Linked DNA regions of Mus musculus: region 1 is linked to region 2. Evidence: chromatin loops called from intact Hi-C (ENCODE). Cell type or tissue: left cerebral cortex. All regions are shown on one strand. Each heading gives the region's core, and the rest is flanking DNA. Links, peaks and the distances in the headings are about the cores only. Region 1 has its middle 46 kb from the start of Fh1. Region 2 holds the start of Rgs7 (regulator of G protein signaling 7).

What was found. Hi-C counts contacts between places; a loop is a spot of excess contacts. Peaks named below come from ENCODE experiments on the same cell type or tissue, not always from the same donor. Only the 100,000 strongest peaks of a DNase experiment are listed, where the experiment ranks them.
Region 1: a loop joins it to region 2, with 4 times the contacts of the local background. A loop is called at or near these places in 2 of 42 quality-filtered maps.

What each region holds. Positions count from the first base shown.
Region 1 is chr1:175,576,419-175,583,701 of GRCm38, forward strand. No RefSeq gene overlaps it. Among named protein-coding and RNA genes, the nearest start is that of Fh1, 46 kb to the right of the region's middle. In left cerebral cortex, for the core only: no CTCF peak of the experiment used is centred there; DNase peaks (open chromatin) are centred at 3,335, 3,582, 3,903 and 4,104; H3K27ac peaks cover 269 bases.
Region 2 is chr1:175,488,552-175,495,834 of GRCm38, forward strand. Rgs7 (regulator of G protein signaling 7) reads right to left here and starts at 3,994. Exons shown (of 18, transcript NM_001347195.1): 1 at 3,710-3,994; 2 at 2,502-2,625. The coding sequence starts at 2,579. In left cerebral cortex, for the core only: a CTCF peak has its summit at 4,341; DNase peaks (open chromatin) are centred at 3,153, 3,364, 3,440 and 3,977; H3K4me3 peaks cover 1,839 bases; H3K27ac peaks cover 1,741 bases.

The DNA.
Region 1 (7,283 bases), core at 2,045-4,544, 87 kb after region 2:
ATACTAACGCAAAGATGCTCAGTTGACCTTCTATCATGTGGTGTTCCAGGAGGAAGGTGCTATTTGTGAAGTAGGAAGTGGGCCATCACCAGACACATGGACCATCAGTTCCTTGATCTTGAATTTCTAGCCCCATAACTGTGAGTGATCAATTTCTATTGCCTGCAAGCTGCCCCATTCTGTTATATCACCCTAAATAACCTGAAATTACCTTCAAATTCTCAATCCTTGATCACCACTGACTGGTTTGGGCAAACTGTCTACAAAGCCAACTTGATGAAACCTCATAAGACTTCTCTCCTTTCCCTTAGGCCACAGAATTCTTGTTCTCTTCTAGGATGAAGCACACATCAAAATACAAAAATTCCTGTTCACATCACCCATGCACTAGTTCATACCACTTGCACAAAACCCATCCTCTCAGATTCCCAACTTCTCACTAGTCAAGAAAACTTTCTGCCCCCAAACACTTGTAGACTTTACAGACAGAGCATCTCCTGGAAGCCATACTGCCCCTTTCCTTTTGCAGCAGTCAAGTCCAGATTTTCTTTTTCAGTTGCATGTAGAAGTTGTACTTTATACTCTACCCCTCTGATCTTTTACGTGTATGAGGTTTTGTTTTTCTTGAACTTATCAGTTAAAGAAATATGAAGATGTCAAAATGCATATCAAGTTCACACTTGGTGCTAGAGACAAAAATAAAAACAATAAAATCTCTACTCTGCAGAAGGTGAGATGAGATACAGGAAAAAAAAACAAGCATCAAATGCTATGAAGGACTTCATAGTAAAAGAATGGACTACTTATTTAGGATATAAAAAAGTAACAAATTGGGCTTGTCTTTGGAGAATTATCTTGATTATATTTAGTGAAGAATAAAGACCCACTCACTGTGGGCAACACTATTCCCTTGACAGGTGATTCCAGATTGATTAAGTATAAAGAAGGTGCTGAGCACAAGCAAGTATGCATTCACTCTCTCTCTCTTCCCAACAGCAGATGTGACTAGATGCTTCAAGTTCCTGCCTTGACCTTCCTACACTGATGGACTACAACCTGGGATTAAAAAACAGTTAAACCCTTTCTCCTTTGTTGGAGTATTTTAATCACAACAACAAAATGAAGGCATAACACACACACACACACACACACACACACAAATTATTGCTCTGTCATTCATATGGAGAGAGAGAGAGAGAGAGAGAGAGAGAGAGAGAGAGAGAGCTGGGCCATCTTGAACCCCATGCCATGGGAGTGCATCCTGACACTACTAATGACATTCTATTTTACTTGCAGACAGGTGCCTATTGTAACTGTGATCTGAGAGGCTTCACCCAGCAGCTGATGGAAACATATGCGAAGACCCTCAGCCAAACTTCAGGCGGGGCTTGGGAAATCCTGTGGAAGAGGGAGAGAAAGGTTTGAAGAAGCCATAGAGGTCACGGACACCACAAGAAAACCTACAGAATCAACTAATCTGGGCCCATAGGGGCTCACTGAGACTGAATCACCAGGCAGAGAACCTTCATAGAAGGGATTTGGGCACTCTACACACATGTAACAGATGTGGGACCCCTAACAGCAGATGCAGGTGTTGTCTCGGACTCCGTTGTGGATCCGTCTGTGGATCCCTTTTCCCTAGCTGGGCTTCCTTGCCTAGCTTCAATAGGAGATGAACCTAGTCATACTGCAGCTTGATACGCCAAGGTCAGTTGAAACCCACAGGAGGCCTCTTCTTCTCTTCGGAAAAAGGGAGGGAGGGGAAGGTAAGAAGGGGGGTCTGGGAGGAGAGGAAGGAAGCTGTGATCTGGATATAAAGTAAATAAATTAATCAATTAAAATGTGATAAATTTGAGAACAGAGGTAAAACAACAAAAAAGAAACATGTTTTAGATTACTACGTTTACCTTATTATATTAATTATCTTTTATATTACTTATAATACATCTACTATATTAAGAAATTACTGGTGTATAATTAATAGTAATAAATATATTATTTTCTCTATTTTTTTGTACTTTCAGGACTGTGCTTTCAAATCTGATTTCCCTCAATGTTATGTAGTTTTCTCTAATTCCATCAGGGATCAAATATTAACTTTATTTCTCCTCATTATTTACAACTAAGAAATCAGTAATGTCTACCCTGTGCCCCCCACTTAACTAACCTCTTTCTCATGCCCAGCATTTATGGCTGGGGTTTCAGTCCCGTATAATTCACCACACCCTTAAAGCTGTCTGCACAGTATTTACTATAATGTCATATAATCAGGAGATCAGAATATGGTGAAGAAATAAATTCCCTTTGCCATTCAAGCAGCAAGTCCATTTCAGAGAAGGGCAGTATGTTGGATTATTTCTGAATGGTCTAACCATTTGTATCTGTACTCTAGTTTCGGGGCCCCATGAAACATGATTGAGCTGAGAAGGCTGCATTTACTGGTAAGGTTCAAATCCAACTGCCAGGGATACAGGAAGGAGGGTTCAAAGTCCCTGCTTGCTGGCAGGTTTCAAACTTCATACCTTGACAGAGGAGGTCAGCAAGGGATTTTCCTCATGAACTACCACAATAATTCCTCTCAAAAATAAATGTAAGCCCCTTGCAGCCCCAAATGTACAGTGTAGAGATAATGTTTATCTCTAGTTTTCAAATGCCTAGAAAATATATTTGTATATTTTACTGCTCATGTAATTAGGGATTTGAATGATGTAAAAGTTCTGAGGGTAAAAATAATTACTTTGCTTATTTCTATTGTCTTTCAGAAACCAAGATACAAATAAATATTAGATTTATTTAGGGGTCATAGTAAGAATAAGCTGAAGGGCTCAGTGGTAGAGTACACTCTGCTTTTACAGAGGAACTGAGTTCCATTTCCAGCAGCCACACAAGACAGCTCACAAACACCCGTAATGCCAGCTCTGAGACATCCTATGTCCTCTTCTGGATTCCTCGGGTACCTGCACTCACATACATGCATACATGCATACATGCATACATACATACATACATACATGATTCAAAATAAAAGGAAATTCATCCTTTCTTTCTTTCTTTCTTTCTTTCTTTCTTTTTCTCTTTCTTTCTTTTTTTATTTTTCAAGACTAGTCTGTAATCAGTTCTCAAATCCTGATCCTAAGGCAATGATTGGTCTTTATTTTTCCAGCATTTAAAATCATGTGCCAGCTTCTGTCTCATGCTGTGCATGGCGATTCATCACGGCAGAAGTACATGCATTTAAATCGCCCTAAATTTCCCCTTCTAGTTGCCTATTCATTATGTTACTCATCTCCATCTTTGTGCCAGAATTGTGAGGAGACAGTTCCCAGCCAAGTAAACAACAGTGGGCGTCATTTAGACAGCCGTGAGGTATCCGTGGAGGGTTGACGTGGGGAAACTGCATAGCTATCTCTGGCCATGTCATTCGGTGATTTGGGCAACAATCAAAGCTACACTTGGGGCCTTACGGAGTTATCCTGAACAAACAACCTACCCCTGAGATGATAAAATGCATAATTATCAGTAATAAGTTATATAACTGCATTATTGACAGCACACCCATGCAAGCAGGGAGCAGAGCTTCTTGGCCTTTCTGGGTTTGCTAATGTGCTCACAGATGGCAACTGTGGGAAACATAAAATCCAGAGAAATTGGCTCTCAGAGAGGCTCACTGGCTTGTAGCAGTAGCTACATTGCTGTGTTAGCTGTGTCATTCAGGCAGGTAGGGAGTATTTGGAAAGATGGGGGTCCATCTTCCAAAGTTGATTTTAGTGGCAACAGTAGTTGTAATCTATAATCCTGTGAACAGACACAAGATCCTGAAGAAAGTGGTCCAGAGAACCAGCCAAGAGTCGGCAGCCAGGGTGGAATAGGAATGCAGACGCTATTGAGGTGGCATGGGGGTGAACTGGCAGATGGAAGGTTGCCGAATGACTTGGAGGTTTAGCTAATTTTCCCTTGTTCCTAAGAATAATTCAAAAGCAAATCCGATTTAAATCTGAAACCTTTTATTTTTGAAAACTAAAAAGTCCTTCGTTTCTATTCCTATGAAAGTCCAAGGTGGTGCTGGATACACACAGGCACGGCGTGGGATTTGCATACCCTGAGTCCTAGGCGTGAGCCACTGTTGTCTCACTGAGCTTGGCTGGGACATCTCTTGCTCACAGTTACTAATGCTGAAATTTCCATTTGGAAACAGCCCAGGTGCTTCAGGGAGGAAAAAGAGCAATTTCATTTCTATTACCCTAGCACTTCCGCTGCCCTATTCTAACAAGGTGGCCTAGATTCAAGGGTCGAGTTAGTGTCAACCTTAAAGGTCTTTTAACTTCTACCATTTTATGGATGAAAAAGCTTGGGATCAGAGAAGTCAATGGACAATACCAAGGTCAACTCCTATTTAATATCAGAATCAAGACTAGAACTCTAGTCTCCTAGATCCTTGAATGTTCTCTTTAGGTGGGGAAGAAAGACCTTCTTCCAGGGCATTGCTAAGAAGGTGTCATGTTGCAGTGAGTTCCACAACAACATATGTTTTATATGCAACTGAGCACCAGAAAGAAGGACATCAGCCACACACTGTCAGTGACTAGATGTTGTGTTTGGTTTTAGGGAAACAAAAATATTCTTTAAAGCATTAAAAAAAAGATATCATCCTTTCCTTTCGTCTTAGCTCCAAACTCCTTTCATGGTTATTTTGTACCCTATTCTAAGGAGGAATGAAGTATCCACCTGTTGGTCATCCCTCTTCTTGATTTTCTTGTGTTTTACAAATTGTATCTTGGGTGTTCTATGTTTTTTGGGCTAATATCCACTTATCAGTGAGTGCATATCTAATGACTTCTTTTGTGATTGGGTTACCTCACTAAGGATGATATCCTCCAGATCCATCCATTTGTCCAAGAATTTCATAAATTCATTCTTTTTAATAGCTGAGTAGTACTCCATTGTGTAAATGTACCACGTTTTCTGTATCCGTTCTTCTGTTGAGGGATATCTAGGTTCTTTCCAGCTTCTGGCTATTATAAATAAGGCTGCTATGAACATAATGGAGCATGTGTTCTTATTACCAGTTGGAACTTCTTCTGGGTATATGCCCAGGAGAGGTATTGCTGGATCTTCCAGTAGTATTATGTCTAATTTTCTGAGGAACCTCCAGACTGACTTCCAGAGTGGTTGTACAAATACAGTGGCCTGGCAAATACAGAAGTGGATGCTCACAGTCCTCTATAAGATGGAGCATAGGGCCCCCAATGGAGAAGCTAGAGAAAGCACCCAAGGAGCTGAAGGGGTCTGCAACCCTATAGGTGGAACAAGCATATGAACTAACCAGTACTCCCAGACCTCGTGATTCTAGCTTCATATGTAGCAGAAGATGGCCTAGTCGGCCATCACTGGGAAGAGAGGCCCCTTGGTATTGCAAACATTTTATGACCAAGTACAGGGGAATGCCAGGGCCAAGAAGCAGGAGTGGGTGGGTAGGGGAGCAGGGTGGTGGGAGGGTATAGGGAACTTTCAGGATAGCATTTGAAATGTATATAAAGAAAATATCTAATAAAAAAAAGATACCAACAACAATAGATAAAATCCACATATTTAGGATGGTATGCTATGAAACCAGCTCTAAGGACCTATTATTGCTACACTCATAGATCATTACATCCCTCAACTCTCATCTGAAAAGCTGCTTCTTGCTGTAGACACTGATGAACAGAAAGACCCACAGCTGGAACATGAAGAGAAGAAAAAAATGTAGCATTCACAGCCCCAAATGAGACATTTATGTCATACCCTGTCCCCAAAGATCATCAGGGAAGAGGAGTGCAAAAGATTTTAAGAGTCAGAAGATCAGTGATTATGAGGGGGGAGGGAGAGGGAGAGTTTTCTTTAAGGTTTAAACCCTGGTACATCAGCCTTACCCCCAATAAAATTTGGGCAAATTGGACTCCATGTAGAAGAAGAAGGAAAAGGAGGAGGAGGAGGAGAGGAAGAGGAAGGAGAAAGAGAGGAGAAGGAGAAGAAGGAGAAGAAGGAAGAAGAGGAAGAGGAAGAGGAAGAGGAAGAGGAAGAAGAAGAAGAAGAAGAAGAAGAAGAAGAAGAAGAAGAAAAAGAAGAAAGAAGAAAGAAGAAGAAGAAGAAGAAGAAGAAGAAGAAGAAGAAGAAGAAGAAGAAGAAGAAGAAGAAGAAGAAGAAGAAGAAGAAGAAGAAGAAGAAGAAGGAGAAGAAGAAGAAGAAGAAAAGAGGAAACAAAGTTGCACAGGTAGAGAGGTGCAGATGATCTCAGAGGACTTTCAGGCTATGTGAATATAAACAAAATCTGTTGTTTGAAATTCTGAAAGAATAAATTAAAATATTATTTAAAAATAAAATAAAATAAAACAAAAGTAAAAGTTCTTATCACTAACTCCTAAGGTACCCCAGATGGTTTTCAAGCCTAGGAATTCAAGGGCTTTGGAGGAAACTTCCAGCCAGACCATGGCTATAGTAGAGGGCAATTATGACTCCATCACACATAGGCACTTACAGCTGCTTTGGAGACGTCAACCGAAAGTGAGATGTCTTCAGGTTCAAGCATAAACTCGTGGAAGCAGGCTGACTCCAAGTGGCACAGTAGGCCAATAGCAGAGCTCACACAGAAATGTTTTATTTCTCCTGAAAACAGGAGAAAATCAACCATTATGTTGTTAAAAATAAAATCTAGAAGGCCACTGGAAGAACAGAGTGAACATGACAATAAGCTCCTCCCCCAACGACTCATTCTAACTGCAAACCATCTTGTTACCTAACTGTGGTGACCTGATACTAACCAGCCATGTCTCCACTACCTCCTCTCCATGACCCCTTTACAAGAAAAATAACTTTGAAATAATCCATCTGAAACCTTGACACTAAAGTGCTTGCAGACAGGAGCCTGGTATAGCTGTCCTCTGAGAGGATCTGCTGGCACCTGACTAAAACAGATGCAGACACAGCCAGCCATTGGACTGAGCCTGGAGACCCCAATGGAAGAGTTAGGGGAAGGAACTGAAGGAGCTGAAGAGGATTGCAACCCCATAAGAAGAGCAACAGTATCAACTAACTGGACCCCTCAGAGCTCCCAGGCACTAAATCACCAACATAAATGAACCGGTCCATGTCCCCTGCTATATATGTAGCAGAGGACTGCCTTATCTGGCATCAGTGAGAAGGGAGGCATTTGGTCCTGTGGAGGCTTGTTGCTCTAGCACAGGGGGATACTAGAGGGGTGAGGCAGTAGTGGGTAGGTGGGTGGGGGAGAACCCTCTTAGAGA
Region 2 (7,283 bases), core at 2,961-5,460:
ACTCCTCTTCTCCTCTAGTTCTCTCAGCCTTTCTCTGCCTCTACTACCCCCTTAACTTCCCTCCCCATGCCCTAGATAAACTCTATTCTGTACTTTTATTTTTTTAAAAAGCTAATCAAGTCATTAGTAGTCCTAAACTCAACCAGAAATATTAAAGAAACAAAGAAAGAGAAAAGAAAAAGAAAGGAAGGAAGGAAAGGAAAAAGAAAGGAAGGAAAGAAGAAAGGAAGGAAGAAAGGAAGGAAGGAAGGGAGAAGGAAGGAAGGAAGGAAGGAAGGAAGAGGGGAGGAAGGAAGGAAGAAGGGAGGAAGGGAAGAAGGGAGGGAGGGAGGAAGGAAAGAAGGAAGGGAAGAGAGGGAAGGGAGGGAGGAAGGAAGGGAGGGAGGGAGGAAGGAAGGAAGAGATGCTATTGAGAGGCAGAGTTAGGAGAACAGTTGCAAGTTAAAGCCTAGCCAGGGCTACATAGTGAGGCCATACCTCAAAGGACAAAAAGTTAGATTCCTTAAAATCTCCATGAAACCTATAAGTTTACACTTAAAACTAACAGCATTTGAGACTATACAATCTATAAAGCAAATTCAGACTTAGCAATCTGAGTCAGTATAGCAAGTAATCGAATAATGATATCCAAGCCGTCAACTGTTTATAGGCAAACAGAAAGGGAATTCAGCTGTGAGATTTAACGGACATAGCTTGCTACCATAATTTAGGGGACTCTAAAAGTACAGCCCTACATACTGCATAAACTCCTAGGATAGATTTTTTAAATTCTCACATCTTGCATGTTACAACATTCAAAATAAAATAAAATATTAGAGTTACTTTAAAGTACCTAAATACCACAAGAATATTTTTTTATCTCTAGATCAACTCTGTATGTAAAATATGCAAGCACAGTTACTTCATTCAGTGGCCGGATGAAGTAGCCATGACTTAAGTTCACGTGCATGATAATCTTAATTCATCTATTTGAATAAAATGATGGAAATAGTCATCTAGTCCCTTATTTTTCTTCCCTTTCATTCTGTACCGTCTCACACACATCTGGCTAAATTTATAAGTATACAGAATAACACTATTCACAGGCTACAGGATAAGCAGTTAGTATTGTGTCCTGACATCATGCATCTGCTTAGAGTGATGTCACTATTCCCCCAGCTCATTCCTGGCTACCTTCTAATGTCTCTGGGCCACACAAGTATAGTTGGGATTCTGCATTCAGCCTTTCCTCTGTATTCACAACCAGTTCATACCTCACAGAGCTACATTTATGCTGGATCCAGTGAATGCTTGCTAATCAAAACCCTTAATAACATTCTTGACCTCAGAGGATGATTTCCACTGGCCACTGTCAGTGTCAACTAATGAAATCTGAGCCAAGACACACCCCAGGTAATATGCTTAAGAAAAATGATTCCAGTAAAAACTACAAAAGGAAAAAAAATATCAATGTAGAAGTTACATAAAGAATACTGCATCCTTAATTTTAGTAAGCTTGTTGATTATAACCATCTTGAAGTTTCCTAAGCAACCATTCCAAAGCACAGGCAAAACCCAAACGTGGCTCAATGTCTAGAAGTTTGTTGCTGAAAGCATGACAGAAAACTGTTAGATATGGTTGCAGAAGGGGGATCTGGATTGTACAGATTTATCCCATGGGCATATGACACTATAACATAGATGTTATAGACAAAATCACAGAAATAATACAAAGGAAAACTAGGTTAAGACTGAAAGAACTGGAGTCATCTAGCTGGGAGCAAACTTATGAAAGCATACACGTCCACGGATAGAGTCACCCTCACTACAGACCTGCAAAGCCATCCTTTGCTTTCCAAACTTCGGTGCACTTAAGAAATTATTATAACCTAATGGTTTTAAAACAGCTTCTGAAACAATTGCAAGGGATGGTATTGAATCAAGTGGAATAACATAACACATTGAATAGCCAGTGTAGCTTCTAAGGACAGGTGACTCTAACAATCATCAGGGAATGTGCTAGGACTCGTGTACTTCCTGTCACTTAGGAGCATCTGATCATCTTTTAGTGCAGTACTTAACCATTGATGCTCTGGGAGTTCACAAAGTTGATAAATACTCTGATTCAGGCAAAAGAAAGAAGAAAAAGGAAGGAAGGAAGGAAAGAAGGAAGGAAGGAAGGACAAAAGGAAGGAATAAAGGAAAGGGGAAGGAATAAAGGAAAGAGGAAGGAAGGAAAGGAAGGGAGGGAGGGAGGGAGGAAGGAAGGAAGGAAGGAAGGAAGGAAGGAAGGAAGGAAGGAAGGGAAAGGAAGGAAGGAAGGAAGAAAGAAAGAAAGAAAGAAAGAAAGAAAGAAAGAAAGAAAGAAAGAGAAAGAAAGGAAGGAAGGAAGGAAGGAAGGAAGAAAGAAAGAAAGAAAGAAAGAAAGAAAGAAAGAAAGAAAGAAAGAAAGAAAGAAAGAAAGAAAGAAAAAGAAATCAAGCTGAAGTTTCCCGTTTCCTAGGGAAGTGAAGAATTCTTACCTTTCTGTACACCAGCATGTTGGGTGATTCGTCCGCCACCCCGTTGCTGGTCTGTCCATAATTATTTCCCTGAGCCATTTCACCCAGAACTTGGTAGCTCAGATACAAGGATGATCAATCTGCCCTGCAAAGAATTAGAGAGCCTCTAGTGAGAGCCTGGTAGTCCTGGGGGGAACAGACATCCGCCAACACACACACACACACACACACACACACACACACACACACACACCTTCATGTTCACAGTACCCAAACCACGGGAAGAATTCTTTCATTTCTGGGATGAGGAGAACACCAGACATGGAGTTTTTCTTTTTTAAAGAAATACAAAGGCAGAAGTTTACATCTGTAGTAGCCCCAGGAAATCTCAACAGACAACCTTCCAGTTCGAAATAGTCAGCTAGCTAAGGTTTTTGTGGACTTCATTTTGTGAATACTCTCTTTTTAAAAGTATTAGGTACTTACTTAAAAACCCCATGGTTGGCACTTCCCTAATACCCACTGTTCTCCCTGGATACTTGCTGCTCCACTTGATGCGGTTCTCCCCAAAGGGCAGAAAGCCAACACCCGCTGCAGCCCACTTTCTCCTAGTAGCCAGCTAGTTTCCCATGGCAGGCGCGACAGAGGCCCCTTCCCCACAAGTGTTCTTTTCAGGCACATGTTTGTTCTCCATTTCTTGGGCTCCCCACACAGCCTGGGCATACATAGGCTTTTCCACTTTCACCTGCTTTCACTGCCAGCCCATGGCTCCTCTGTGCTCCCACCTCGGTGCGCTAAGTCTGGACCTGATCCTGACTAATCTTTGGAAGAAAGCTTCCAAATTAGGTCCAAGCAACCCAAGGCTGATGGGAAGTCAAGCCTTGAGCAATCACCTGGCTCACCTCCGAGAGCAAGCTAACTGCACAAGCCTGGAACAATCAGCCAGAAGAGCAGAGAAATCTGGGTCCCAGCTCATCCTGCTCGGCCCTTGCTCTCGGAGGCAGCAAATGGCAGGCAGCCTTGCCCCTCATCCAGGCACTGGCCACACCGGGCAGCAGTTTCAGCACCGTGGACCGCGGCGTGCGCAGCGCCCCAGCCCGGCCGGCCGGGCGCGCCACTCATTGGGGACCGTGACTCCCGTCGTCGCAGGGCGAGGACCGGGTGCGGGACCAGGGGTCCCGGGGACTCCAGGTGGCGCCGCCTCCTCCCCTTCCGCTCCCTCCGGTTACCTCCTCGGCCAAGGTCACGGCCCCGCGGCTCCCCTCCGGGTGTGCTGAGGGCAGGCGCTGTCAGCTGGCTGCGAGCGGAGCTGCGAGGCAGGGCAGCCTCATCACACTCGCGCTGCTCAGGCCACCGCCACCCTCGCCGCGGTGCACAGGCGGCCCCGGCAGCCGCCGCTCGCGCCCGCTCCCCCGGGCCGCCTCGCTCGTTCCCTCCTCCGCTTCTCCTCCCGGGGACTGGGACCAGTCGAGCGCGCGCGGGAGTCGAGACGCCTGGCCCGTGCGCGCGCGACTGGGAGGAGGGAGGAGGCGACAGTCACGTGGGACAGGGACGCCCGAAGGTGCCGGCTCGGACGGGCTCGGCTTCGCCGCCGCCACACCCCTGGGTGTCCCCGGCCTCCCGACCCCGCAACCCCTCGGGAGCACAGGCCCTGTCCCCCGCGCTGGCAAGCCCACGCGCCGCCGCAGGCCTGGAGAGCCAAACTGAGCTAAGCAGGAGGAAGGGCTTGGCGGAGGGTGGGTGGATGGGTAGGTGGGTGAAAGGGTGGGTGAGTGGGTAAATGGATGAATGGATAAGGCCCCCTGCGGCTGGCAGGTCTGCATCGCGCTCCTGGCGACCCTGCTGGCAGAACTAGGGAAGCAAATGATTGATAATCCTTATGCTTAAGTAACAGCCCAGAGAGATGCTGGAATATCCCAGAAGTGAAAGCAATGGCCAGGACCAAATGACTCATTGGCAGGCCCCCTTCCTCACTCCAGCCTGTTTGCCCATGACTTTCACTGCCTCCTATTAAGTTGGAAATACCGGGAAGGAATTTGGAGGCCTCTACCAAAAGCGAACAATCTCACCACCTGTGACATTGAAGGCCCATGGCTGATGTCTGGCTGGTCTAACCTACTGGGCTCAGAGAAACTTGTCTTTAGTCCTTGTCCTCTACTGGGGTTCACAGAATCACAAAGGGTCTGGGGTTGCTGATACCCCGAACCCCAGAAATTCTTCAGGTTTCCGGCACTAATTTTTCAAGGACTGGGAAGACATTAAAGAAAAAAGTTTTTGTCCTCGTGAAATGTACCCAGCTTTCTGGGACATTAGGAAGTTGTGGGAATCTGAACATCTGAGAAGGCTTCCTCTATAGGACTGAGGATAAAGACGATTTAGCCAGTGTGATTTGTGTGTGTAGGCGGACTAAACCTAAGGCCCCTGCCAATGAGCTGCATCCCATTCACAACCCTCTCTACCAGCACCTTCGTTTGTTTGTTTGTTTGTTTGTTTGTTTTTCACTTTTGAGACAGCGTCCAACCAGGCTGGTCTTAAACTCAGTTTAGCCCAAACAGACCTTAAATTCAACATTCTCCTGCCTCAGCCTTCCAAACAGCTGGGATTACAAACCGGTGGCACCAGAATTGGCTATCCAGTGCCATCTGTGGCTGCTTCTCCAAGCAGGGTAAACCTTAATATAACTGCTATCCAAATATCTGTGGGTACCAGTCACGTTTCCAGCCTCACCCAGGCTCTTTCAGGTGTCATTCAAAGTAGCATTTATCTATCCGTACCCATGTTCTAAATACTACAGGATCACGTTCCCAGGCCAGGTTACCCACAGCCATGTCTGACTTCTCTCCCTACTTTCCATCAATTTCCCCAAATCTTTCCACTGTTAGGGAAATTCTCTTTGTTTCCATTCTCTCCTAATAGTTTCTTGGTGGTCTTACTCTAGCTGAAACCGGCTGCTCTCTCTTCAGCCCCCTGCCTCCCTTCCTTCCTTTCCCCTTGCTCTCTCTACTGTCTGGATACTCATGTGCTTTTAGATATAGATAGATATGGAAAAAGTCACTGGGTGTGCTCACCACTTTGCCCTAAATGAAATGGCCTGAAGGAGCCTGTAAGGATAGTTACAGTTGCCAGGAAAGAACTAAGGAGGAAGATTCAATTCAGGAGACAACTCATAACTCTATCAGTATGCAATATTATATTTATCACCTTACAATTTCCAGGGACTCGCATTATTCAGATCTAGACTAGAAGAAATAGCCTAGATACCACCAAATCCATCTGTATCTTATATTTTAACGTTCTCATGATTCTCAACTGTCATTATTCAAATTAGTCTTACTATTTTCTCTACCATCCATTTATGTACTGTAATATTTTTGTTAAACAAATGAAATTCTTAAATGTGGTACTATATGCATTTTATATGCCAGATGGGACCTTCTGAGCACTAGGCAAAAGACCTACCTATAACCTCATCAACCCCCCAAAGGACATTTAAAAGGGGGTTTTTTGTTTGTTTGTTTGTTTTGTTTCATTTTAAACGTCAAACTTTAATAGTTCCACCAAGAGAAATAAATCTAACTTCAATGGTTTCACCTAGGGAAGGAAGTTCAATTGTATCAATATTTTTGAAATAATAGAAACAGTACCTATTTTTATGAACATCTATTTTTATAAATAATTGGAAGCTTAGGCATCCTAAGTTATTACCCACCGATGCAGGAACCCATTTTTATTCTGAAAGTATTTATTTATTTTTATTTATTTACTGTGAATGGAAGATTCCTATTCTTCTACAAAGAATTTGAACAAATCCAGTAGGTAGCTTTGATCTTCAGGGAGTGTGCAATCAAGTTTGGGGAGAAAAACAGATGCCCCCCTCCCATACCTTCCATCAACCCAATCAACAGGTTCCATGCAGAGCAGCCAGAGTGTTCATTTCAAATGTAACTGCTATGTGATTTCTCTATCCAGCACCTCCCAAAGGATGTAAGCCAGTCAAACTAAAGGGTGTCCTTGAGACACCAGCAGCAGGTAGGGTTAGATGAATATGCGGTTACCATTCTGAATTTCATATGCTAATCTGGTGTCCTCGTTTTCCTTTTTATTGCTGTGATAAAATGGTAAGCAAGACCGATTTGGGGAAGGAAACGGAATATTTGGTGTACAGTCCATCATCAAAGAAAGTCAAGGTAGAAACTCGAGTCAGGAACCCAGAGGCAAGAACTGAAACAGGGACCTTGGAGGAGCTCAGCTAAATGACTGACCTCTGCTGGCTTGCTTACCTACTTTTCCTATACAGTCAAAGGATGGCACCACCCTCAGTGGGCTTAGTCCTCCTACAAAAATGCCTCAAAGAGGTGGCCATAGGCCAAGCTGATGTAGGCAATTCCTCAGTTAAAATTAATCTAGTTGATGTTAGTTGGCCAAAGCTAGCCAGTCCACTGGGCCACTCTGCTCCAGTCATGGGGTCTCCTTGTTTCATGATGCATTTATAAGTGGATAAAGTCCATATTCTGGTGCCACAGGACATTTGCACTGGCTATCCCTCCTATCTGGAATGTTCTGCCCTCAAATGTTGGTGTCATCTTCCATTCTTATCTCAGAAGATACCCTCCCAGTGAGCCTTATTGTGTTAACCCTAATTAAAATAACGCATCCTCCCATGATCCTTTCCTTTCTTACACTGGTTGAATCTGTTTCTTGTGACATGACTGCAGCTTGCTTACAGAGGATGCTGGTATTTCTCCCTTTTGAAAAGTTTAAGACCAATGATGCCACCAGCATTTCCTCTCCTGTTCACTCCTC